Regions from separate parts of the Homo sapiens genome. Here regions 2, 3, 4 and 5 are each linked to region 1. Evidence: read pairs that join two places in POLR2A ChIA-PET (ENCODE). Cell type or tissue: CD4-positive, alpha-beta T cell. All regions are shown on one strand. Region 1 overlaps ITK (IL2 inducible T cell kinase). Region 2 overlaps ITK (IL2 inducible T cell kinase). Region 3 has its middle 6.1 kb from the start of GARIN3. Region 4 overlaps ITK (IL2 inducible T cell kinase). Region 5 overlaps CYFIP2 (cytoplasmic FMR1 interacting protein 2).

What was found. ChIA-PET counts read pairs that join two places held together with the same protein. Peaks named below come from ENCODE experiments on the same cell type or tissue, not always from the same donor. Only the 100,000 strongest peaks of a DNase experiment are listed, where the experiment ranks them.
Region 2: POLR2A ChIA-PET joins it to region 1 with 22 read pairs; 6 of 35 experiments call an interaction of 5 or more read pairs at or near these places.
Region 3: POLR2A ChIA-PET joins it to region 1 with 11 read pairs; 7 of 35 experiments call an interaction of 5 or more read pairs at or near these places.
Region 4: POLR2A ChIA-PET joins it to region 1 with 10 read pairs; 8 of 35 experiments call an interaction of 5 or more read pairs at or near these places.
Region 5: POLR2A ChIA-PET joins it to region 1 with 13 read pairs; 9 of 35 experiments call an interaction of 5 or more read pairs at or near these places.

Annotation. Positions count from the first base shown.
Region 1 is chr5:157,246,486-157,251,485 of GRCh38, forward strand. ITK (IL2 inducible T cell kinase) reads left to right here. Exons shown (of 17, transcript NM_005546.4): 16 at 2,365-2,522. Among named protein-coding and RNA genes, the nearest start is that of CYFIP2, 17 kb to the right of the region's middle. In CD4-positive, alpha-beta T cell, no CTCF peak of the experiment used is centred here; DNase peaks (open chromatin) are centred at 2,486 and 2,786; H3K4me3 peaks cover 513 bases; H3K27ac peaks cover 3,278 bases.
Region 2 is chr5:157,184,291-157,189,290 of GRCh38, forward strand. The region is part of intron 1 of ITK (IL2 inducible T cell kinase); the gene reads left to right. Among named protein-coding and RNA genes, the nearest start is that of ITK, 6.0 kb to the left of the region's middle. RefSeq lists a silencer at 4,950-5,000. In CD4-positive, alpha-beta T cell, no CTCF peak of the experiment used is centred here; DNase peaks (open chromatin) are centred at 1,020 and 2,921; H3K4me3 peaks cover 5,000 bases; H3K27ac peaks cover 3,606 bases.
Region 3 is chr5:157,169,886-157,174,885 of GRCh38, forward strand. No RefSeq gene overlaps it. Among named protein-coding and RNA genes, the nearest start is that of GARIN3, 6.1 kb to the left of the region's middle. RefSeq lists enhancers at 2,362-2,471, 2,512-2,791. In CD4-positive, alpha-beta T cell, no CTCF peak of the experiment used is centred here; a DNase peak (open chromatin) is centred at 2,696; H3K4me3 peaks cover 708 bases; H3K27ac peaks cover 1,679 bases.
Region 4 is chr5:157,190,723-157,195,722 of GRCh38, forward strand. The region is part of intron 1 of ITK (IL2 inducible T cell kinase); the gene reads left to right. Among named protein-coding and RNA genes, the nearest start is that of ITK, 12 kb to the left of the region's middle. In CD4-positive, alpha-beta T cell, no CTCF peak of the experiment used is centred here; a DNase peak (open chromatin) is centred at 3,119; H3K4me3 peaks cover 2,975 bases; H3K27ac peaks cover 4,792 bases.
Region 5 is chr5:157,301,204-157,306,203 of GRCh38, forward strand. It overlaps CYFIP2 (cytoplasmic FMR1 interacting protein 2), which reads left to right. Exons shown (of 31, transcript NM_001037333.3): 7 at 1,591-1,687; 8 at 3,035-3,163. Among named protein-coding and RNA genes, the nearest start is that of CYFIP2, 38 kb to the left of the region's middle. In CD4-positive, alpha-beta T cell, a CTCF peak has its summit at 2,946; DNase peaks (open chromatin) are centred at 2,668 and 3,028; H3K4me3 peaks cover 1,876 bases; H3K27ac peaks cover 3,452 bases.

The DNA of each region.
Region 1 (5,000 bases):
GAGATGGGAGGGGAGACAGAAAATCACAAAAGATCATAATAACAGTCATAAACAATAATAATAATAAACAAGCTAAGGGATAGAAGATAAAGCCAGGCAATCATAAGTAGGTGCTATGAATAAAATAAAACAGTAATGGGGCAGAGTGACTAGGATAGAGAGAGGGTCTGCTTTGAATAGTGTGGTGTGGGAAGGCCTTTCTCAGAAGGTAATTCTTCAGCAGAGACTTGAATGATAGGAGGGAGCTGTCACCATTTGAAGAGCCAGGGAACAGTGTCCCTGACAGAGGGACCAGCAAGTGCAAAAACTTGGTGCATCCAAAGAACAAGGGGTACTGACTTATTGGGAGAACAACAGGCAATGAAGCTGGTAGGCCATCATAAGGAATTAGAATTTCTAAAAAGTGCAAATGGCCATGAAGGGATGAATGATGTTGGTATTGCAGGATGTGCCAAATGTTCTTGCTGGATTTGCCATGTCACCTGAAGTCATAGTTTGTGCATACTAAAGTGTGCAAAAAAATATACCAGACAACCTCTTTGATTTGGATTACAAGAATTATACTGTGGACAGAAACTACTTGAAGATTGATTTTTGCCATTCGGTATGAAGGAAGGGTTTGACAAGGGCTTACTAGTAGTAGAAACCAGGGGGGAGTTTGGCTAGGTAAATCTTTTAGGAGAAGAATGAGTGTTAAAAATCTTCTGCAGCATTTTAGTCTATCCATCTCTAGGAGCCAAGTGGTTTGTTCATTATGAGTCCTACCTATTTCTTAAAACAGTACCCTATTAACCAACCCTTGCAGCTACTTTGTTAACCAGGTTTAAGTTACAGAATGGACTTGAAAGAAATTGTACTAACAGCATTTTTGGATGACTCCCCTCTCCCCAGTGTGTATAACTAGGAAGGTTGGGGCTGATGTGCAGTCATCTCACTATGGGTGATGAAACTGATCACACTGCACCAAGCAAGCAAGGGCCCCACAATGAGACATTTGGAGCAATGGCCACTTTAGCACATTCACCTTCTGACTCTGAATGGGGTTTATTCAGCCAAAGGGTGTCAGCCTGGGAATTTCCTGGGGCATATTACCATTACAGGGTTGGGCTGAAATTAGTCCCTGTCTAGGATATATTATCTGAAGAGAGTCCAGAAATGAGGTTGATGGATGGATGCAGAATTGAGAGATCAATGGAAAAAAGTGTGAAAAAACTGGGGGTACCAGCCTAAGCAACAGAAACCTGGATGAGCTGAAAACTCCATGCCTGCATCAGCCCATTGGACTTTGTCCTACGTTTTAAGTTTCTTTGCCCTAATTAGCAGTGTGCTATTCAGAACAAGTCAACCTCTTTGTACTTTGCTCAATTTTTTTATCTATACATTTCTCATCTGTGTATTAAAGCAATCATTCTGAAACCATGTTTCAGCATCGGCACATTTTCAAAAAAATTTTCACTAAAAATTATGGTGTCTTGGGGTGATAAGCATTCTTATTTAGGGTCAGGTTCTGAATTTCCAACTCCTGAGGCACCTCTGAGTAACATCTAGAGATTCTGATCCACTGGGTTTGGGCTAGGGCCCAGGAATCTGCCATTTGAACAAGACTCTGAGATGATTTTTATTCAGGTGTTTTGGGGATCATGCTTTGGGAATGTCTACTCTAAGATTCTCTGGAACAACCTTTGAAAAGCTCTGAATTAGCTGATTTGCAAGCAGCCTTCTTGCTCTGACAACCTGTGAATATATCAGCACATGATAAAGACAAAGCTAGGTGTCACATTTCTACCAAGGGCAGAAGAGGAAAAGAAAGGGATTAAATCAGAGGTCAAAAATAGACAAGCAAAAGATGTGTTTTGCTTGGTCTACATGGCATTTTTTAAATTCAAGAAGTTCAACTCTTAATTTTTGACGTCTTTTTTAAAAAAATCAGAAAATGTGCCAATTCTGATCCCTCATTTTCATGTGCCATACTTTGGTTGGAGTCAAATCATAGCTGTCTCCTTAAGACAGAACTGTTTATCTCATTTTCCACAATCCTCCCCAATCCCAATAGTGTCACACCTCCTGCACTCCATTCATTTACATCCTGCATCTTGGCATTTGAGTCTACAACTCTTAGTTGTAGCATTTGAGTTTGGTACAACAAAGGGTCCATCTTGAAAATCCTTCTCCACTACAAAGGTTGGGAAATTTCAGTTCTTTAAAAATAGGACAGGCCTAATAAGCCTCAGGTAGACTTGATGCACTTCTGGAGGTAGCACATGAATCCTAATGCAAGGAGTCTGTAATTTCTAGAGGCAGGTTGGTTTGTTTGCTGTCTGTGGGCTTTGTCATTCACTGTGCTGTGCTCACCATTTCTTGTAGGTGTGCTGATGTGGGAAGTTTTCAGTGAAGGCAAAATCCCGTATGAAAACCGAAGCAACTCAGAGGTGGTGGAAGACATCAGTACCGGATTTCGGTTGTACAAGCCCCGGCTGGCCTCCACACACGTCTACCAGATTATGAATCACTGCTGGAAAGAGGTCAGTGGAGGAAGTGCTTCCCCATGCATTGTCGTATACAATTTGAGGACCTCCCTCCTTCCCTAGAGAAAGGAACCCTCTCAGAAGGATGAGGCAGGAGGGATAACTAATATAGATTAGCAACAACATGACTTTGAGGATCTGTTAACGGGATAGATCCCCCATCCCTAAAGGAGCTGAAGGCGACCTTAAATATTATTTGGTTTGCTACATAATGTCACAAGCTATAAGCATAGCTTCAGAGAGGAGGATGGGGTGTGGCCTATGCCAGCTTCCTTCTCGATTTTCTGAGAAGAGAAAAAAAGTCTGTAACATCATAAAACCATTAAAAGCACAGGAAGTTAGTTCTATAACTTGGGGAACAAAGTTCACTTGCACTATGAAAATATTAAAATGGCTTAATTTGAGTTCATTTTATTCATTCTGCATTTAAAATGGGGAGCCAATTCCTCTGTACCCGCCCAGGTGGCTCATTTACCCCAACCTTGGATTGCAGGCCATGGCTTGAGCCCCATCACTATGAGTCTTAGTCTTTGCTGTCTTTGCTGAGTTAGAAAATCATACATTTCAGCCAAAGTGGAAAGTTGCTGAAACAGAGAATTAATAAAAATTCTGATCATTGTACGACAACAAGGTGGAATACAAAAAATTTGGAACACTAGGATTTTGTCTCAGCTTTACCATTTATTTGCCATTAATCTTTGACAATTCTCTGAACTTCCTTTTTCTTACTGTTAAGAGAATTAAATAATGCTTGGTCTGTGAGTTCATAGAGCTTTTATAATCAGAAACAAAGAAACAATAGAGACATAAAGGAGGGCATAAAACAAATCTTATCCACTTCATAAGGATTAGCTACAATAATAATAATGATGGCTGACATTCAGTTGGCACTTTTTCCCTCTTTTAACCATCATTTATTGATTTTTTTAAATTAATAGTCTTTATTTTTTAACAAAGAGTACAGAGTTCTCATATGCCCACCTCACCTGAACAGTTTCCCTGTTCACTAACATTTGGCATGAGTGTGATACATTTGTTACAATTAGTGAACCTCTATTCATACATTAACTAAAGTTCATAGTTTACATTAAGGTTCAGTCTTTGTGCTGTAGAGTTCTGTAGGTTTTCACAAATTCATGTATCCATCATTATAGTATCAGACAGAATAGTTTTACTGCACTAAAAATCTCCTGTGCTTCACCCATTTATCCCTCTCCTCATCCCCAAACCACTGGCAACTACTGATCTTTTCACTGTCTTCATAGTTTTGCCTTTCTCAGAATGCCATATATTGGCATCATACAGCATGTAGGCTTTTCGGACTGGTTTCTTTCATTTAGTAATATGCTTTAAGGTCCCTCCATGTCTTTTCGTGGCTTAATAGCTCATTTCTTTTTGTTGCCAAATAATATTCCATTGTATGGATATATCATAGTTTATTTATTTACCTACCAAAGGAAATCTTGGTTGTTTTCAGTTTTTGTGTTTGTTTGTTTGGGTTTGTGGGGTTTTGTTTTTTTTTTTGAGATGGGGTCTTACTCTGTTACCCAGGCTGGAGTGCAGTGGTGCAATCTCAGCTCACTGCAACCTCTGCCTCCCAGTCTCAAGCGATCCTCCTACCTCAGCCTCCCAAGTAGCTGGGACCACAGACATGTGCCACTAGGCCCAGCTAATTTTTTGTATTTTTGGTAGAAACAGGGTTTTGCCATGCTGCCCAGGTGAGTTCAGGCAATCAATCCACCTCAGGCCTCCCGTAGTGCTGGGATTATAAGTGTGAGTGCTCAGGCAGACTGGTTTCCTTCACTTAGTAATATGCCTTTAAGGTCCCTCCATGTCTTTTTGGCTTGATAGCTCATTTCTTTTTATTGCTAAATAATATTCCATTGTATGGATATGCCACAGTTTGTTTATCTATTTACCTGCCAAAGGAAATCTTGCTTGCTTTCAGTTTTAAACAATTATGAATACAGCTGCTATAAATGTTTATGTGCAGATTTTTGTATATAAATTTTCAACTCAATTGGGTAAATGCCTAAGAGTATGCTTGCTGAATCATATGGTAAGACTATGTTTAACTTTTTAAGAAACTGCCAGAATGTCTTCCAAAGTAGCTGTATTATTTTACATTCCCACCAGCAATGAGAGTTCCTTATTAGCATTCATTGTTTTGGATTTCAGTGGTTCTAATAGATGTGTAGTCATATTACATTGTTGTTTTAACTTGCATTTTCCTAATGACATATGATGTTAAGAACATTTTCATATGCTTATTTGCCACCTGTATATCTTCTTGGTAATATCTATTCAGATCTTTTGCCCATTTCTCAATCAGGTTGTTTGTTTACTTATTGTTGAGTTTTAAGAGTTCTTTGTATATTTTGGATACAAGTCCTTTATCAGATATGTGTTTTGCAAAATTTTCTCCTAGTCTGTGGCATGTCTTCTCATTCTCTTGACAGTGTCTTTCACAGAGAA
Region 2 (5,000 bases), 62 kb before region 1:
TTGGTGTAAATATTCCCATCATGGCCCATTTTAAACTACCAATGTGATGTCTGCTGGCTCACAGATTCCTGAAAACTTAACAATTAGCTACCTCGGGCCAGTACAAGCCGAGTCCAGCACACCGTCGGCAAGCCTAAGTACAAATGATCCTTGGAGAGGTAGCCACCAACTAAACAGCATACTTAGTTGCATGTGACTGATATCGGATCCTTTTCAGCGGTAAAGGGAAAATGGAGAGCCTCAGGCACTTTGAGTAAGCACAGGATGGAAGAGGCAGCCTAAATGGGAATAAAGCATCATAGATTGGTGTGGCTCACGTGGCCACTTTCTAGATGTGGGATCTCAGACCAGACACTTGACCTCTTTCTGCCTGTGTCCTATTTGTAAAGTAAGGACCCCAACACTACCTACTTCAAGTGATGTTGAGTATTTCATGAGAAAAGTATGTTATAAGCTTTTTACCAATTGCTACATGGTAAGGTGATTATTACTCACAATTTTGCCCAAGCACCACCTTGGTCTTCTGAAAGCCCCTCTGGAGAACTGGAAAGGTTCTCCTATTTTGATGACTCTTTGCCCCTTAGGGATCAAGTGTGCTGTGCTCCTTATGATGTGGGAGGCATTATCATTTACATGGAACAAGAGAAACAGTCAAGATCACCATTCCAGTAAGCATCTGGGTGAGGGTCTCCACTCCTCATGGCCTTTTCCCTTTAGCCTACAGTCTTATCTAGCAACAGAACCATCTCCTGCTTGCAGCAAGCATCCTTTCTAAATTAAAGATGGTAGGTGGGGAGATGGTCCCCTTTCCTTGCTTTTGAAAGCATTACTGCTAGTGATCACAAACACTGCTTCTGGAATCAGACAGATCTGGGTCAAAAACTAGCTCACATTTGATCTGTGTGATTTTGTATAAATTATATAATGCTGTGCAATTCTCTAAAAAGCTATCTTTTTTTTTTTTTTTAGACAGAGTCTTGCTGTGTCACCCAGGCTGGAGCACAGTGGTGCCACCTTGGTTCACTGCAACCTCTGCCTCCCAGGTTCAAGTGATTCCTCTGCCTCAGCCTCTTGAGTAGCTGGAACTACGGGTGCGCGCCATCATGCTTGGCTAATTTTTGTATTTTTTTTTAGTAGAGACGGGGTTTCACCATATTGGCCAGCTGGTCTCGAACTCCTGACCTCATGGTCTGCCCACCTCGGCCTCCCAAAGTGCTGGGATTACAGATGTGAGCCATCGCGCCTGGCCTATGTTTTTAAAATAATTAAGCAAGGCCAGACACAGAGACTCACGCCTGCAATCCCAACATTTTGGGAGGCCTAGGTGGGCGGATCACTTGAGCCCAGGAATTTGAAACCAGCCTGGGCAACATGGTGAGACTCCGTCTCCACAAAAAAAAAAAAAAAGCCAGATGTGGTGCTGCATGCCTGTAGTCCCAGTTACACAGGAGGGTGAGGTGGGAGGATCCCTTGAGCCCAGGAGGTTGAGACTGCAGTGAGCTGTGATCATGCCACTGTAATCCAGCCTGGGCAACAGGCTGAGACCTGGTCTCAAAAATAAAATAAAATAATTAAACATTCCTTCATGATCTTATTTCCTTTTAATAAGATGGAGGTCACCTTTATTCTCATAAGATAGTAACTAACATTTACTGAGCACTTACTACATGTCCAACACTGTGCAAAAATGTGAATTATTTCACCTAACCATTATAACCACTCTGTAAGTTAGGAACTGTTATTACCCCAATTTGTAGGTCAAGAAATTGAGACAAAGAGGGTTTAAACAACTTGCCTGATGTCCCACGTCTCTAGAGTCTACATTACTCTCTGATAAATAGTACTTATTACCATAGTTGTTACTCATAGGTAATCAGGGATTCCATTGGGTTATTACACAGTATGCAATACATTCTTGCTCTGAAGTCCCCAGTGTAAAGGACAGTCCTGAAAATTGGTACCCCCTGCCAAATGGGTCTTCTGCAATGAAATATTTTAGGACCTCTACGTTTTCCACAAATGCCCCAGGACAAATCCTTGTCTTTATTCACTTCAAGAAGCCCCGCTATGTGTCTTAAAAAAAAAAAAAAAGAGAGAGAGAGAGGCGGGCACGATGGCCCATGCCTGTAATTCCAGCACTTTGGGAGGCTGGGGCAGGTGGATCACCTGAGGGCAGGAGTTCACGAGCAGCCTGGCTAATATGGTAAAACCCCATTTCTACTAAAAACACAAAAAGTTAGCCAGGCATGGTGGCAGATGCCTGTAATCCCAGCTACTCGGGAGGCTGAAGCAGGAGAATTGCTTGAACCCAGGAGGCAGAGGTTGCAGAGAGCCAAGATTGTGCGATTGCACTCCAGCCTGGGCAACAAGAGTGAAACTCCGTCTCAAAAAAAGAGAGAGAGAGAGAGAGAGAGAGAGAGCCTTGGCAAGCTTTGCCTCCTAAAGTTCTCCTAGAATCTCCCCAGATTCCCACAGGATATCTCTCACCTGGGACTGTCAGCATATCTATCACCTGGGACTGCTACCACCTCTCATGTTGTCCCTGCACCCGCTTCACCCCTGCCTGCCACTTCATCCTCCACATGGCAACCAGCACCAGCTTTTCACATGTGACTGTAGTCAAGTCCTGATGACCTTCATCAGACGTTGATGTGTCCCTACAGCGGCTCTCCCCATTGCCCTAACGATGGACACCAGCAGAATCTAACACATGGTCTCGTCTGTCTCAGCTCATGTCTCACTTTCCCTCATCTCTGGAATCCAACCACACCAGGTTTTCTTCAACGTTAAAGCCTCCGTTTTAAGTGTCACTTACTTGGGAAAGCCTTCCTTGATGTCCCTAGACTAAGTCATGTCCTCCTGTCCTGTTCTACCACAGCACCAGGTGTCCTTTCTTCACAGCACATGCTGAAGTTGTAACTACTCATTTGTTAATGTGATGATGTATTAATGTAATTTCCCCACCTCACCCTCCATTGAACTATCAGCTTTATGAGAGCAGGCACCCAAGTTGATAAAGATGGCCTTGCCAGTGTCTACAAGAGTGTCTGGCACACACTATTCACTCATGCATCATTTGTGGAGGGAATAAAAGGAGAAAGGGAGAAAAGAAAGGAGGGAGTAAGGACATAAGGTATAGATTCAGCTGGAGAGGTTAGAGACACAAACGAAGCTCAAATAGAGAAGGTTCAATACCCAAATAATAGAGACCAAGGCAAGTGACATAGGACTTCAAAAGGGAGATTACTGGGTGTAGAAACAAGTAACAAAGACTCCCTGGAGGTAGTAGTGTGTGGCCTATCGTTGAACAAGGAAGAGGAAGATTCAGATATTCAGGTGGTTGGAATTTTAAGTGCTGGGTCAGAAAGGCACATGTAGGAACTAGCAGGAGGGCCGGGTCCCAGCCCTCAACTCTTTTTAGGAGAATTAAGCAACTCTTTTCTCCTTTTTCCTCTGCCTGTCTTACCCCTCCTTCCTTGCCTTTTACAGCTAAAGCCTCCGTAGATAATATTCTTTTTTTTTTTCTTGACCCAGAACCTTGCTCTGTTGCCCAGGCTGGGGTACAGTGGTGGGATCACAGCTCACTGTAGCCTCAGCTTCCCAGGCTCAAGTGATCCTTCTGCCTCAACCTCCTGAGTTTCTGGGACTAGAGGCATGCACCATCATCCTTGGCTATTTAAAAAAAAAATTTATAGAGACAGGGTCTCACTATATTGCCCAGGCTGTTCTCAAATTCCTGGGCTCAAGCAATCCTCCTGCCTCAGCCTCCAAAAGTGCTGGGATTACAGGCATGAGCCACCATGCCTCGCCATGCAGATAATATTCTTAAAACTACCCAGGCATTTTTACTTGTGACATTGAGCAGTCATGGGCTCTCTTCTCTTCATTCCCATGTCATTCAGTTGCCTTCCAGCTGGGCTTCTGCTGGCATTTGAAGTTTTTTACAGTCTGTTATCCACACAACACCTAGAATGAACCTTAAAATTTTAAATCAGATACTACTTTCTACCTTAAAACCCTCCATGGCTATTTAGGGTATTTAAATAAATTCTCAACTATGCCCTTCAAGACCCTTCATCCTGTGGTCCCAGCCTGCCTTCTTTATTTCACTTCACACCACACTCCCTTTATGTGCTTCTGTCACATCTGCCTTCTTCCTGAACCATAAGCACTCCAAGCTCAAGGTCTCAGCAGGGCCTTTGTACAGGGCCAGGACTAGGGTGAGACAAGTGAGACACACACATAAAATGGCACTCATTCTCAGGATGCAGGATCTTTGCATTAGCTGTTTCCACTGTCTCAAACACCCCAGATTTTTGCAGGAGGGTTTGTTTGTTTGCTTGTTTGTCTGAAACATGGTCTTGCTCTGTTACCCAGGCTAGAATGCAGTGGCGGAATCTTGGGTCACTGCAACCTCTGCCTTTCAGACTCAAGCGATCCTCTCGACTAGCTGGGACTACAGAAGTGCATCACCACGCCTGGCTAATTCTGTTGTTGATTTATTTCCCATCTCTTCAAAGCACATAGATACCTTAGTATCTGCATTTATTTGTTAGGTTTATGGATCTGCTTCCCTGTTTAATTTCTGTCTGTCCATCTAATGGAAGGGCAGTTCCATGAGAGCAGAGATCTTGACTGTCTTCTTCATCACAGTATCACCATCATCTAAAACAGTTCTGGGCACTGGTTAGTTGTAGTAGGTGATCAGTAAATATCCGGGGAATGAATGAAGGTCACATAACTCATGTTGCATTCAGAAAAGCATCTGAAAGCTAAAAATGTGGGCCTTGTCTAGCCACACAGAGACAAGAAAGGGCCCAAGCAAAGTACTTTGCAATTGAGACATGCACAGTTTGCATCTGTTTTAATGGAGTGTCATCATGAATTGATCTTTGCCTGTGTAATGTGAGGTTAATGTTTTATGGAGATAACCGTTGTATTGATATTTTCTTTTCTCACAATAAAATTAGATTTGATTCCTACTGTTCAGGGACTGGTAC
Region 3 (5,000 bases), 77 kb before region 1:
GGCACCTTGAAAAAAGAACAGGATAACGGCAATGTTCAGGGAACAAGAGAGATAACCTTAAACTCTGACTGCCGGTGAGCCAGGCGGAACAGAGCCATATTTCTCTTCTTTCAAAAGCAAATGGGAGAAATAGGGCTGAATTCTTTTTCTCAGCAAGGAACATCCCTGAGAAAGAGAATGTGTCCCTGAGGGTAGGCCTCTGAAAGAGCCGCTTTGGGGGTGGCTGTCTTTTACAGTCGCAGCTGTAGGGATGAAATAAGCCCCAGTCTCCCGTAGCACCCCCAGGCTTATTGGGACGAGGAAATTCCTGCCTAATAAATTTTGGTCAGACCGGTTGTCTGCTCTCAAACCCTGTCTCCTGATAAGATGTTATCAATGACAATGCGTGCCCGAAACTTCATTAGCAATTTTAATTTCGCCCTGGTCCTGTGGTCCTGTGATCTCACCCTGCCTCCATTTACCTTGTGATATCTTATTACCTTGTGAAGCATGTGATCTCTATGACCCACACCCTATTCATACACTCCCTCCCCTTTTGAAAATCACTAATAAAAACTTGCTGGTTTTATGGCTCAGGGATGTCACGGAACCTGCCAACATGTGATGTCTCCCCCGGACACCCAGCTTTAAAATTTCTCTCTTTTGTACTCTGTCCCTTTATTTCTCAGACTGGCCAACACTTAGGGAAAATAGAAAAGAACCTATGTGACTATCGGGGGCAGGTTCCCCCAACACTGTCACCCAGGCTAGAGTGCAGTGATGTGGTCACAGCTCATTGCAGACTCAAAACTCTTGGGCTCAAGTGATCCTCCTGCCTCATCCTCCCAAGTGGCTGGAACTACAGGTGCACCACACCATACCCTGTTAGTTTTTAAATTTTTCTGCAGAGGCAGGGTCTTGCTATGTTGCCTAGGCTAGTCTCAACCTCCTGGCCTCAAGCGATCCTCCCACCTCAAATCTTCCAAAGCATTGGAATTACAGGAGTGAGCCACTGTGATTGGCCCAGAAGTGACCTTTGAGCAAAGACATAAAGGAGATCAGAGAAGAAGCCATGAAGATGTCTGGGGAAAGAGCTTCTCAGTCAGAGGAAGCAGCAAGGGCCAAGACCCTGATATGAGAGCATGCCTGGTATGTTTAAGGAGCTCCAAGCAAGCTACAGTGATGAAAGTAGAGTGAATTAGGAGGAGGGTCGTTGGAGATGAGGCTGAGAGGCAACTGGGGTGGTGGTGGATGAGCAGATCATGTTGGATAGACCTTGTAGCGCTCTGAGAGGTCTTTGGCTTTGCTCTGAATGGTGGATGATCCAAACCATAAATATAGAAGATGATTCTGGTCACCATATTAAAAAGAGATTGTAGAAGTGCAGGGAAGACAGTAGTAGAGACGGGGCAACTCCTGCAAGAGATGATTTGGGGTAAGACGTGTGTGATAGCAGTGAGAGTAATGAGAAGTGCTCAGCCACCATGCATACTTTGAGGCAACTATTAGGTATGCTGATTTGAACAATTTCCAATAAATATTAGCAAGTAAAAAAGCAAGTTGCTTGGCCTGAGATACTGGGCACACAAAAAAGTATGTCGCAAAATAGCATATGTGGTACATCATATGTTATTTAATGAGAAATTTAAAGTGTGCGTATGTGTGCGTATGAGTGTGTGTGTGTGTGTGTGTGTGTGTTTGAAAGGAACTGGTAGTAGGAGCTACCTTGGGTCAACTTGCTCTCTCAGGGAAGTAGCAAGATGGAGACTTCATTTCTAGGACATTCCCTTCACAGAGTAAGACTTTCATCAGTCATGGATAGCCTTCTTAGGGTGTTGAAAATGTTCTAAAAATTAAATTGAGAGGGCTGTACAACTCTGTGAATATATACCAAACATTACCAAACTATACACTTTCAATGGATGAATTTTATGGTCAATGAAACATATCTCAATAAAGTTATTGAAGATAATAGCAACACGTCAGTCTTGACTTATAGATCCAATCCCATTGTCTTCCATCATTCTCTTAGATAATTAAATAATCCCTGGGCAGGCATGTTAAACAAGGCTTTAATATGACATCAGAAGTACATATTGCCTGCTTTACTTGATTTTTATTTACAAGTTTTGGGTAATGTTTCTTGATGAGGAATGTGGTAGAGCATGGATAAGCTAGAATCCAAATTTTAGAGAGCTTACAATCAGTAGAACACACACTGAAAAAACAGAAGAAAACAGGAGGGCAAGTAAATACACAGTAGAGTGATAACAAATTGGTTGAATGAACGGTGACTCTAATACCCTTTACCATTATATTCAAAACCAACAATAATTGTTTCTTAAGAAGAAAAACAATCAAAATCACAATTCTAAGGATAGTTTTGCATACATTTTAAGTGAGCCTAAGGTTGAAGAGCTGTGAAGAGTGATAACACAAAACAGTATATACAAGGCACAGTATATGCAGACATACAAGATTATAGAAGGCTGAAGTCTAAACGTGCATTGTGGGAAGTGGTTTCAAGTCAATAACTTTTATTCTTCATCTATGATTTTGAAAAGCAAGGGAAGTAGACAGCTATATATAGCCTTTTCAATGAGTGTGCAGCCCAGGGGAGCATTGTGAGCTAGGCAGGATGTGAGGGTGGGGAGATTTCCATACCATACACAGCATGTACAGGCTGGGTAAATCCCCTGGCCTAAAATACAATCCACAGTGCTTTTATGTCAATGTTGCTCAGCAGAGGTGGCGTGGGCTGAGCTGCGGTCAGCCTGGGGCACCTAGGACTTCAGGAAGCCAACCTGATTTCTGCCTTATCTTCTGGCTCTGAAAAGACTACAGTCACCTAACTCTTCCCCTGAGGACCATATGCAAATCAGCCTGCCTCTCTGCCTTGGGTTGAAAAGGAAAATGAACTGGTATACATACAAAAAAGAAGTCAGACAGGGGATCAAAATAATTTTATTTCTCAACATGATGATCCAACTAGCACCGCCTGTCTTCCCCCTCCTATCTCTCATCCTGTCTTGCTTCTTTCCTGCTCCCTGCTCAGCATATTTGGCCCCACTACCAAGCGGAATCCTTCCCTGCTCACACAGGCTTAGGACAACTTCACTGTCTCCACTCCCTGTTTTGCTCTGTTTACAAATCATGAGATGTCCTGCCTCCGTTTACATATTATTTATTTAATGTTACATTGAAGAAACTTGCAGCTAAATTCACACACACAGACACACTCGCACCATAATAAAACACTTAACATTAAAAATAAAGATCAGGCTGGGCGCGGTCACTGACACCTGTAATCCCAGCACTTTGGGAGGCGGAGCCGGGTGGATCACTTGAGGCCAGGAGTTCGAGACCAACGAGGGCAACATGGTGAAACTCCATCTCTAATAAAAATACAAAAATTAGCTGGGTGTGGTGGTGCGCACCTGTAATCCCAGCTATCTGGGGGCCAAGGCACGATAATCACTTGAACCTGGGAGGCGGAGGTTGCAGTGAGCCGAGATCACGCCACTGCACTCCAGCCTGGGTGACAGATCGAGACTCTGTCTCAAAAAAAAAAGATCAGAAACTGTCTACAGGTAGAAGGAGGTAACTGATCCAGTAGCTGGGATAAAATGATTATTCTAAGTAAATATTAAATTTAACTCTGAAAAAATACTGGAAGAATGTAAAATAAATATTAACATTGATTATTTCTGAAGGATGAGATTAGATGTAATTTTTATTTATTTGCTGGTCTGCTCTTTCCACCAAGAATATATTTTACTTTTGTTACCAGAAATATATATTTCAAAAAATTAGCTCTAAGTTTACTAGCCATTTCAGTCATTATTGTCTTCTACGAATCAAACCAATGATTTTTGACAAATGACATATTTTTCTTTTATTTTAAATTGGAAAGTAAAAAATCCTTCCATTTTAACATCTTTTAAATTATGTAAATTAAAAAGCAAAACATTTCTTTACCTTTCCAGTTTTATATGCTGGAATTTTGATATACAAACTTCCTGCTATCACCATGTACATTTAAACATACATTAATATAAACACAAAATATACCTGGAAAAGGTATAGAACAATATGTATGGCTTGTATGTAAAAACAAAACATAAAAACATACAAGCCAAACATATTGTTCTGCACCTTTTCCATGTTAACAATATATCCTGAAGTTTTTTAGGTTGATACATTATGAATATACATTATTGGTTTCCATAACCTTGTAGTGTTCCATTGTAAGGATGCACCATAGATTATTTTACTTGTCTCTCATTGATGCACAGAGAAGTAGTTTCCATTACAAAAAAATACTGCAATAGCCAGGCGCGGTGGCTCACCCCTGTAATCCCAGCACTTCGGGAGGCCGAGGCAGGCGGATCACGAGGTCATGAGATCAAAACCATCCTGGCTAAAGCGGTGAAACCCCGTCTCTACTAAAAATACAAAAAATTAGCTGGGCATGATGGCACATGCCTGTAATCCCAGCTACTCAGGAGGCTGAGGCAGGAGAATCACTTGAATCTGGGAGGCGGAGGTTGCAGTGAGCCACGATCACACCACTGCACTCCAGCCTGGCGACAGAGCAAGACTCCGTCTCAAAAAAAGAAAAAAAAAAAACACTGCAATAAATATCTTGTACAGATACCTCTCTGTGCTCACGCTATTTTTCCCCCTTAGAATTGATAGCTCTAGCAAACGTAAGGTGTTGTTGTTGTTGTTGTTTTCAGAAGAAAGAAGTTATGTAGGTGCCAAAATATTCTGGATATGATTCTTAAATGGATATTAATAAACCTAATTAAGTTTGGATGGGAACCACAAGGAAATTAAAGGGCTTCAAAGCCACATCCAAAGAGGACAATTGAAGGATGTCTTTGGCCTGGACACAAGAGGGCCCTGGAGTTATCCAAAGGGCAAGTCCTCGGACTAGAGAAGGTTGGAGTTGTAGGACTTCAAAAGATAAAGCAACAAAGATGGGTTTTAGGTAACAGTAAGAGAGCAATCATTTATCT
Region 4 (5,000 bases), 56 kb before region 1:
AATGAAGAAATGGGAAAGAGCATTCTGGGCAGAGGGAACGGCAAGTACAAAGACCCTGAGGAAGGAAAAAGCTTGGCTTGCGTGAGGAACAGAGATTTGAACATGCAGAGTTCAAGAGAGGGGCACAAGACGAGGGGCAGAAGCCAAACTCTGCAGGCCCTTGTGGATCATGGCAAGGAGTTTGGATTTGATTCCAACTCCCATGAAAAGTTTCCAAGGTTGAAGCAGTGGGTGTGAGTCCCTCCATCTAGAAGTGAACTGACAGCTATGGGGTCAGCAGATTATACAATGGCCAAGAATAGAAGCCAGGAAGCTGGGTACAGTCTCCTGCAGTGGTCTCCTGGGCCATTGTGTAGTGTCCCATCCTACGAGTTGTTCTTCAGTTGTCTTATGTTTTTTTATTTATTTATTTATTTATTTTATTTTTTTATTTTTGAGACGGAGTCTCACTCTGTCACCCAGGCTGGAGTGCAGTGGCACAGTCTCGGCTCACTGCAACCTCCGCAGTGGTCTTATGTTTTAACTTTTTTGTGGCATCCTTCTTCCTGGGGGTACTTTGTCCAGAATCATCTCACTCCATGTTTTGATGGGAAAGTGCCTGGTGTATAACCTGCGTCAGGATCAACACTGAGCTCAGATAGACAGTAGCAGCAAAGACTGAAACCAAATTAGAATTGAGTTAAATCAGCTTTGATTAATCTCAAGACAGAGCAAGGAATATTCTGATCCTCATATTGTCAAAAAAAATTAATGAACCAAGTACATTCAGAATGTTTTCTATAATTTGGTCTGAAGACATCAATTTACTATCTGTGTCAGCACTGGTCTTTTCCCTCATGCAGATGTATCTTTTGCAGAGTTATAATCATAATGCATGACAATTTTATATTCTACTTTTCTATCTATTCTTTCATATAAATGTATTTCCATATATCTACAATGCCTCCAAAGTAATCATTTTTCATATATATGATTTTTTAATGGTTGAGTCAGTTCATTGCAAGAACATGCTTATCTATTTTATATACGTGGAGGAATAGGTGAACTTATCTGTTAGCTATGGTTCAACATTCAGGTTGTTTCCAGGTATAATGAAAACACCAAAAAAAAGCAGTATACATAATATAGGGCTGTCTCATTTTTAAAATCAGCTTCTTAGGATAGAGTGCCCCAAATAGGATAATTGTGTCACAGGATAAGAACATTTTCTGGTCTTGATCATTTATTGCTACATCATCTTCCAAAGAGATTGAAGAAGCAGTGTGTGGGCCACCAAAAGCGGCACCATGTTTGTTTTCAGAACCATTAGAGAAGATTATGTTTCTAAAAAGGAACTAATAGAAACAAAAGAATCTCACTGTTGTGATTTTCAAGTACTCCATTTTGAATGTTTTAGTGAGAGAGAGGGGAAAATACGTGATCTTTTATACATAGGTGAGATGGTTTGGTTTAAAGTCAGTGTCACATGTATGTAGATGAACCCACCACCTGCATAGTTGGATTTAAGGGGTGCCAAAAGGTCTCCTACTCTGCAAAACCTGAATGCCCGAACTGACTGTCACAGAGTAGGGGTGGTCTGAAAGGTTCCCATGAATGAGCTCTTTGGGTTAGGTCATGAAACACCTTATCAAGGAGCAAATGAAATACAAGAAGGTGTCACAGGAGCCACTTTTGACTGTTCCGTAGAAGTTAGTTTTAATTTTAGACAGGGCCTATGACACTGAAATTCTCAGGCTGTAATTCCAGAAAAGCGGATGAGGTGAGCAAGGAACAACAGGGCAGCCTAATAGAAAAGAGATTTGGACCCGGGTCACCGGGCTAATTCTTTACTCTCTCTGGGATTTAGCTTTCTTGTCCATAAAATCAAAGGATTCAGCTGATCAATGCTTTTTCAAAATTTAAAAAACATTTTAATATAAAATTATACAAGCCATCACCATCCCCACATATAAAACAGAGAGAAGTGGAAGTTCTCTGCTTGAAGCAGGGCAGGGAAACTGCCCAGAACCCTATGCCCCTTGGCCTGTCCCTTACTTTCAGGGATCAACAAGTTATCTTCCAACTCTGTGACCCTTCCCCCTGGGATGTAAATTGAATAGTAGAAATGAAAAGACAAAGCCAGTTTAGAAAGTCACCTTGAAACCTCATTGTCCTCATCTCTAACATTATAAAGTTGGACTGAATGATTTCTAAAGACTCTTCCAGTTCAAAAACATGGAAACTTGGCTCACATTTGTAATACCAACACTTTGAGAGGTTGGCATTACAGGATCTCTTGACGGCACGAGTTTGAGACCAGCCTGGGTAACATAGTGAGATCCCATCTCCACAAAAACAAAAAATAAAAAAATTAGCTGGGCATGGTTGTGCACACCTATAGTCCAGCTATTTGGGAAGCTGAGGGAAGAGGATTGCTTAAGCCCAGGAGTTTAAGGTTGCAGTGAGCTATGATTGCACCACTGCACTCCAGCCTGGGCTACAGAGCGAGACCCTATCTCTCTTTGTTTTTAAGTGGAAATTGTGTATCTCTGCCAATTATATCAGGAATTCACAAAAAGTGATGGAGATTAGCCAAACATGGAAATCTTTCCAGGAAGTAATACCTTTAGGGTGATTAATAACTGTGTGGCTCATGAGAAAGCATGTTGTCAAAATACAAGCATGACCCCAAGAACGCACCCTAAAAATGAAGTCAGACATTTCATGTGTAACCAATACAAAATCTGAAATAATAACAGCCAATATTTAATGAGTTCTCGCTGTGTTTCATAGCATCAAGGTTAAGTGTTTTATATGTCTTATATCATAAATATTCACAATAACCACATTCATTATGTTATCCTATTGTTATCCCCATGTCATTTATGAGAAGGCTGAGGTTTATAGAAACTAAGTATCTCTATCTAGGTTACACATATAGGACGAATATTAAAAGTTGGATTAAATGTTCTTCAATGGACATTTTCAGATCTAAGCTTGTTTGGGTCTGATAAGTCTTTTAATAGAAGCTGAAAAGGCAGAGTTGGGGCAAGGATTTGTTGGTGAGTTTCTAACATAATCCAATAGAGGTGTTGAGTCGGGACCAGCAGGCTTGCTCCAGATTGCCCAGCAGACTTACCCGAAAGACAGCAGAAACATCATCAACAGCAACAATTTTTTTTAAAAAACCACAATAGTTAGCATCACTACAAGAAGAGGACTGAACACTTTGTTAAGTATTTTCTCATTTCCTCCTTACAATTCTTTGAACAAGATAAAAGTAAAATTTTGTTTTGGTGAGGAAGCAATGGAGCTACGAGGACGGTAAGTAATTTACCCAAGGAAGCAAAGTGAAAAGTGTAAAGGCAACAGCATGCCTTAGGACATAAGGATTCCCTATACTTTGCTCCTACATACATTAGTGTGACCTGTCCTGATATCTCTGTGGTTACCCAAGTAGAATTACATTTTGCAAGAAGGTAATTCTACTTACCTTCACGACTGCGAGCATCTCAGCCAGTTTCTCGCTGCGAGTTTGTGAATTCGCCAGTCTTTGGTGACTTTGCAGAGTGTGTTTCCATTCACCTGAACTCTATGGGCTGACAAACATGAGTTCCTGGACTTGTAAACCTGAGGATCTGTTCCTGGGGTGGCCTCTGACAAGGAAAGATGCTGTATCCGCCTCAGCACTATTTAATTTTCCAGATTAACAACTAATAGCAGCATTAGCCACTTATTGAGCCTTTTCTGGGAATAACATTCTGGGAAAGCTATATCCAAAGTGGTAATACAAGGAGTACCAGGAGGAAAGTATTAGCCTAGCGAAGTGACCCAGAAAGGGAGTTTGAGGGAGCTAATACCAAACCTCACCCTTTTCCACAATCCATGCTGAGGCCATTTCCATGACAATGATCCAATTTGGTGTTTCCCAAAGTGGGGTACTATCAGGAGCACACAAGATGGCACATGGACAAATCTGGTTTTAACATGTCTTTAATAGTTATGTATCTACTATAATTTATGTTAGAAATAAGTGTTTTAAAATTTATGGTGGTAATTTAAAGTTTCCTCCTAGAATAAATTTGTTTATGTGGAAAAAATAAGTCAATTGAAAGAATACTATTGAGCAGACAATACTATTTGAGGGAACTAGGGTATGGTAGAAATTGCCAAGCTAAGTTGGAAACTGAAGCCTGGGAGCACTGAATCCTTGGGATAACAACATGAATCATAATTCATTATAATTTGCTTTTAAGTAGTTCCAAGAGTGAAATGTAATAACCTCCACTGGACATTTGGAGACGCAGAGGTGATCCACAGAGTCCAGGGCACTTGAAGATATTGGGTTGCTGCAAAAGTAATTGTGGTTTTTGCCATTAATAGATATAAGCACAGAGGAGCAGGGAAGATGGTCAAAAGAGATCCCAGGCCCCCACGTTCTGCCAGAGCACAGTGAGCAAATGAGCCTCCTGCCACAAACTGAACCCACATTTCTCTCAATCCAAGAAAAGGCTGTTCTAATTCCAAACAAGCTCATTGTAAACCTCAATAACATGAAGTTAGTATTGTTCACGTTGCTTTCCAACTGTGTTTCAGATTTATATAACTGGTTCCTAACACATAATTAACTGCTGTTGGAATGAATCTTTGTCCCCTTGCCTCCGTGCCTGCTGGACTTCATATCTGTGTATTAATAGTCACTTTTGTTTGGCGATCTTGTGAAAAATGCAGACTAATTTTTAATCCTTAAAGAGATAATACATTCACATAATTTTATTTTTATTTTTTCAGATAATGGCCTTTCGCCATGTGGCACATTTCAATAATTTTAAAAAAACAGTTGCAAAATGTTATGCAGTAACAAATCTCCCATCTTTGTCCCAAGTCACATTGCTGTCCTACATCACAGCAACCACGATAGTTAATTTCTTATAAGTTCTTCCAATAATACTTTATACATATACTTGTAATACTAATAAACATTCTTCTTTTCTTCCTTTTTAAATAGTAGTAACATACTC
Region 5 (5,000 bases), 55 kb after region 1:
TCATCACAAAATGGTTACATTAGTCATTTTCTGCAAGAATCATAAAGCCAATTCAAACAGTGTATGTAAAAGAAGGAAATGAATTGGCTCACAGAAAGTCCAGGTACACCTGCACACAGGCATTCAGATGACAATGTTAGCCTGAGTGCCTCCAGCTCTCAGGTCAACCTCCTCCTCTACATTGGCTTCATTCTCAGGTCTGTGGTGGCTTCCAGCAGCTTTCCTCAGGCCAGTGCAGCAATCCCAGCTTCTAAGGAAGGACAGGATGCTTCTCCTTCCAAATACTTTCATGGAAGTCCCAGGGAGGATTGCCTTTGATCAGCTTGAGTCATATGCTAAACCTTCTATCAGTCACTGGAGGTGTAGAGGTGGAGACACCCTGATGGGATGGTTGCTTGCCTTTGGAGTGCAGGGTCTCTGCCAGCTCTTAAGAAGAAGAAGGTTAGCCAGGAGAGGGTCTCACACCTATAATCCTAGCACTTTGGGAGGCCACAGCAGGCAGATGACTTAAGCCCAGGAGTTCAAGACCAGCCTGGAAACCATAATGAGACCCCGTCTCTTTTTTTAAATTAAAACAAAAAAGAGGACTGAAAGTGGGGGAGGAGTCATTCCAGAAACCAGTATACAGCCACCCAGAAGTCTCTTGAGAAGGATTTGCTGTGTCTCTGATAAAGAGAGACCCTCCTTGAATGACATCTTCCTGGGCTGCAAGGTAACTAGAGAAAACAGACTGATTCTCACAAGTTTACCCTCCTAAGTCAACTGTGAAATCTGGTGGTGTCCAGCAGGCTGGGCCCCATCTCAAGGCTGACTTAGAAGTGACAACTTTACAAAGTTTTTATGGGTAGCTTATTGCATAATATCTTCTATCAAATTTTCCCCACCTGTAGCCAGCCTGCTTCTGTCATGGCCACAAATGAGATCCTCTGCCGCCCAGCTAGGTCATGAGCAAGGTGGGGTGTCTTGTCTGTTTTCACAGTTCATGATGACACAGGTGGCACCATCCCCATGTTAGGCTGGGAAGTCAGGCAGCCACAGCTTTCTCCCATCAAGTCCTGCTTGTGTTCCCTGTGCCCGTCATCCCATCACCTGCGATTCTGTGAGGTTCCATAGCCTTCTGTTTTCCATACAATGCTTTGCTTTGGAAACGTTGAAGTTTTCCTGTAAATAACAGAATACACAACAGGTGCATTCTAGCATCCTACCTGCACTGCTTCTCCATAACTTACTATGCAGCCTCACTGGAGGTCACAGGAGGGTACAAGGATGATCATTTCACTCCTGTTTTACCACTCCCAGCTGGTTGATGGGATGCTAGTTCCCCTTAAACTTTCTGAGATTTCAGAGATTCTTAGTACATTCCTGCCTTTTAATTTAAGGGGCCCTTATTACAAGGGTGTAGACAGCCCCAAAGCAAATGACTTCAGAACACACTCTGTTTCGACATTAGTGTTGCCTGGGATATTCAGAGCTCATTAACTTCCAGGATGATGTCACTCTGTGTTAGGTGGGCATGCGAGCCCGTGAGGCATGGTTTAGGCCGTTGCACTTGGACAGTCCTCTCTGCAGCACCCACTATCTGCGTTTCAGGGCAGCACAGTTCCTGCGGAAGATGGCAGATCCCCAGTCTATCCAGGAGTCGCAGAACCTTTCCATGTTCCTGGCCAACCACAACAGGATCACCCAGGTGAGGGCAGACTCCTTGTTAGGCCTGGCCTGATGTCTCGGGGTTATAGGCAGGCGTGTAGAGGTTGGGTGGACCACGAGCCCAAGCAGACAAGCTCAGTCTGCAGCTTCCATCTCCACTGCCCTACTTGAGAGTGAAATGTAGCTGAGGACTTAAGTCTGTCCTCCCAACCCCAGGTGGCCGATTCACCCTCTCCAGTTGTCATGCTCGTGAAGCCCTCTCAGCCAGTGCTCTGACCCTGCATCAGGGTTGAGAACGTGGGGTCTGGAGTTAGGCAGCCTTGTTTTGTAATCCTAGACCACCACTGACCCACTCTGTCAGACTTGGGGCCAATCTAAGCCTCAGTTTCCTCATCCGTAAAATGGGTCTGTTATTTTGAGAATATTATGAGAACCCATCTCATAGGACTGTTGTGAGAAATAAATGATACCAGTATATGAAAAGTCCTTAGCATGCAGATCCTGACAGATGTTCAGGGCCTAGGAAGACATAGCTGTTATTGCTGCCGCTGCTTTGCCAGGGTACACCCCTCAGCTGCCATTTTCCCATTTTGCCCAACATAAGCAAGACAAGCATAACTGTCACTTCAGCCTAAACAGTCTCTAGCAAGAATATCTGCAGGACTCAGGCCAAAACTGAGGGGATCCTCCATCTTCCAAGGGTGTTCACATTCAAATCCATATCACGGAGGCCCTTGGGTTGACAGGGCCCTTGCCACTCTTTGTTAACTGCAGAAAGCTGTTCAGTAACTGAGGCCTCAGGTTTTCTTTCTCTTGCCTGTGGGAAGTACCAGCAGTGCCCTCCTCTGCATACCCTGCAGGGGCCTGGTTGGTCCCTTTGGAGAGAAAGGGCCTAGGGTGGGGACCTCAGACCCTTCTCTAATAGATGTTTTTCTACTGCTGTGTCCTGCCAAGAGGGAGACACCTGCCCCCCTCCCCACCGCCAGCTCTCCTCCCCTGGGTGGGGTTTTGCTGCCGTTGTCTGAGAAGACATCCTAGATAAGCCCACATCCTCCAAGCTGAGCTGAAATGACAAGAAGCCTATTGCTGTAAAACTGAGCTGCTTTTTAGCTCAGGCCAGGATAGCACTTTCTAACCATCAGAACTGCCTGGGAATAAAATAGGGGGTGAGTTCCTTGCCATGGGAGGTGTGCAGGAGTACTGTGGGGACATCAAGGAGAGGATTCAGGCATCAGGTGCCAGCTGGCATGCAGCCTCGCCTCCCTGGAGCTGTGATTCCTGGCCATCAGCGGGGACCACACCGGCCAGCTGTAGGGCTTCTGCAGGGGTGCAGGTGAGGGCACAGGATACATGCGCTGCCTAACCTGAGGGTGGCGCTGCTGTTCAGTGTCTCCACCAGCAACTTGAAGTGATCCCAGGCTATGAGGAGCTGCTGGCTGACATTGTCAACATCTGTGTGGATTACTACGAGAACAAGATGTACCTGACTCCCAGTGAGAAACATATGCTCCTCAAGGTAAAACTCCCCTGAGGCCGCACCCATGGAGCCTGGGCTTACCCTCTCACCTTCTTCTTATTAAAAATCCGTTTTAAAAAACAATGTTTCTTTTTTCTTAAACATTGATACAGATCTTACGGCACATAATGGTTTGTAACCTGTTCCTTTCCTGTAATATAATATACCGTAGTCACCTTTCCAGATGTCATTAAGGCTATTTCTACAATGTTATGTGTAATGACTGCCAAGTATTCTGTTGTATTGGAACATTGTCATGTAACATATCCCCTGTGGTTGGATATTTGTTTGCTAAACTTCATTGAACACCCTTGTAGCAGTTTTTGTGCACATCTTTTTGTCAAGGCAAACTTCCTAGAAGAGAAATTGCTGGCTCAAAGGGAAAAACAGAATAAATCTTTTTTTTTATTTCAATAGTTTTTGGGGAAGCAGGTGGCTTTTTGTTGCATGGAAAAGTTCTTTGCTGGTAATTTCTGAGATTTTGGTGCACCCGTTACCCAAGCAGTGTATGCTGTACTCAAAGTGTAGTCTCTCACCCACCTCCCTGCCTTTTCCCCAATTCTCCAAAGTCTATTATATCATTCTTATGCCTGGGCACCCTCGTAGCTTAGCTCCCACTTATAAATGAGAACATACAATATTTTGTTTTTCATTCCTGCTGTTACTTAGAATAATGGCCTCCAACTCCATCCAGGTTGCTGTGAATGCCATTATTTTGTTCCTTTTTATGGCTTAGTAGTATTTCATGATGTATATATATAACACATTTTCTTTATCTGCTTGTTGGTTGACGGGCATTTAGGTTGATTCCATATTTTTGCAATTGTGAATTGTGCTGCTATAAACATGTGTGCAAGTGTCTTTTTCATACAATAACTTCTCTTCCTCTGGGTAGACACCCGGTAGTAGGATTGCTGGATCAAATGGTAATTCTACTTTTAGTTCTTTAAAGAACCTCCATACTAGAAAACAAAATAAATCTTCAAGCTTTTGCTACATTTTGCCAAAGTGATCACAATTGTTTCATCAGTTCACACGTTTCATTCCAGAATTGTCATATGTATTGTTTTGGAAAATCTGGAATATACAGCAAAGCATAAAAAAATTTAAATCTCTCACAATCTCTTCACCAAGAGTTAACACTTTTAGCATTTTCTTTTCCAAGGTGGAGTCTCATTCTGTCTCCCAGGCTGGAGTGCAGTGGCACAATCATGGTTCACTGCAGCCTCTAACTCCCAGGCTCAAGCGATCCTCCCACCTCAGCTTCCTGAGTAGCTGGGACTACAGGCACATGCCACCACACTCAGCTATTTTTTTAAAAAATTTTTTGTAGAGTCAAGGTCTTCCTATGTTGACCAGGCTGGTCTTGAACTCCTGGGCTCAAGCAATCTGCCCGCCTCGGCCTCCAAAAGTGCTGGGATTACGTGCATGAGGCACTGCGCCTGGCCTACTTTCAGCATTTTTATGTACGTCCTTCTAAGTTTTTTTTCTATGCTTATATATTTTCAAAATTTGCAATCTGCATGACCATGTATCCATTTTATCTCATGTGACTAAATTTATTTGGCTATGTTATGCTGCTGTGAAATAATGTGATTTCCATAAGCCTTCCTTAGCCATTATTCCATTGTTAGCTTAGGTTGTCTCTAACTTATGCCCCACAGCTGTAGCACTGACATGAACAGCCTTCTCCCATTCTTTATACACGCTGCAGAGCCCCTTTTGATTCTGTCCCAGATCCTCACCTCTCAATGTTCTGGTGGTTTTTCCTTTCTTCTCCTTCAGTGTCTCTCCTGCTATTCTGAGAATCCCAGCCCTGTGTTGGTGCTCCTGTTTT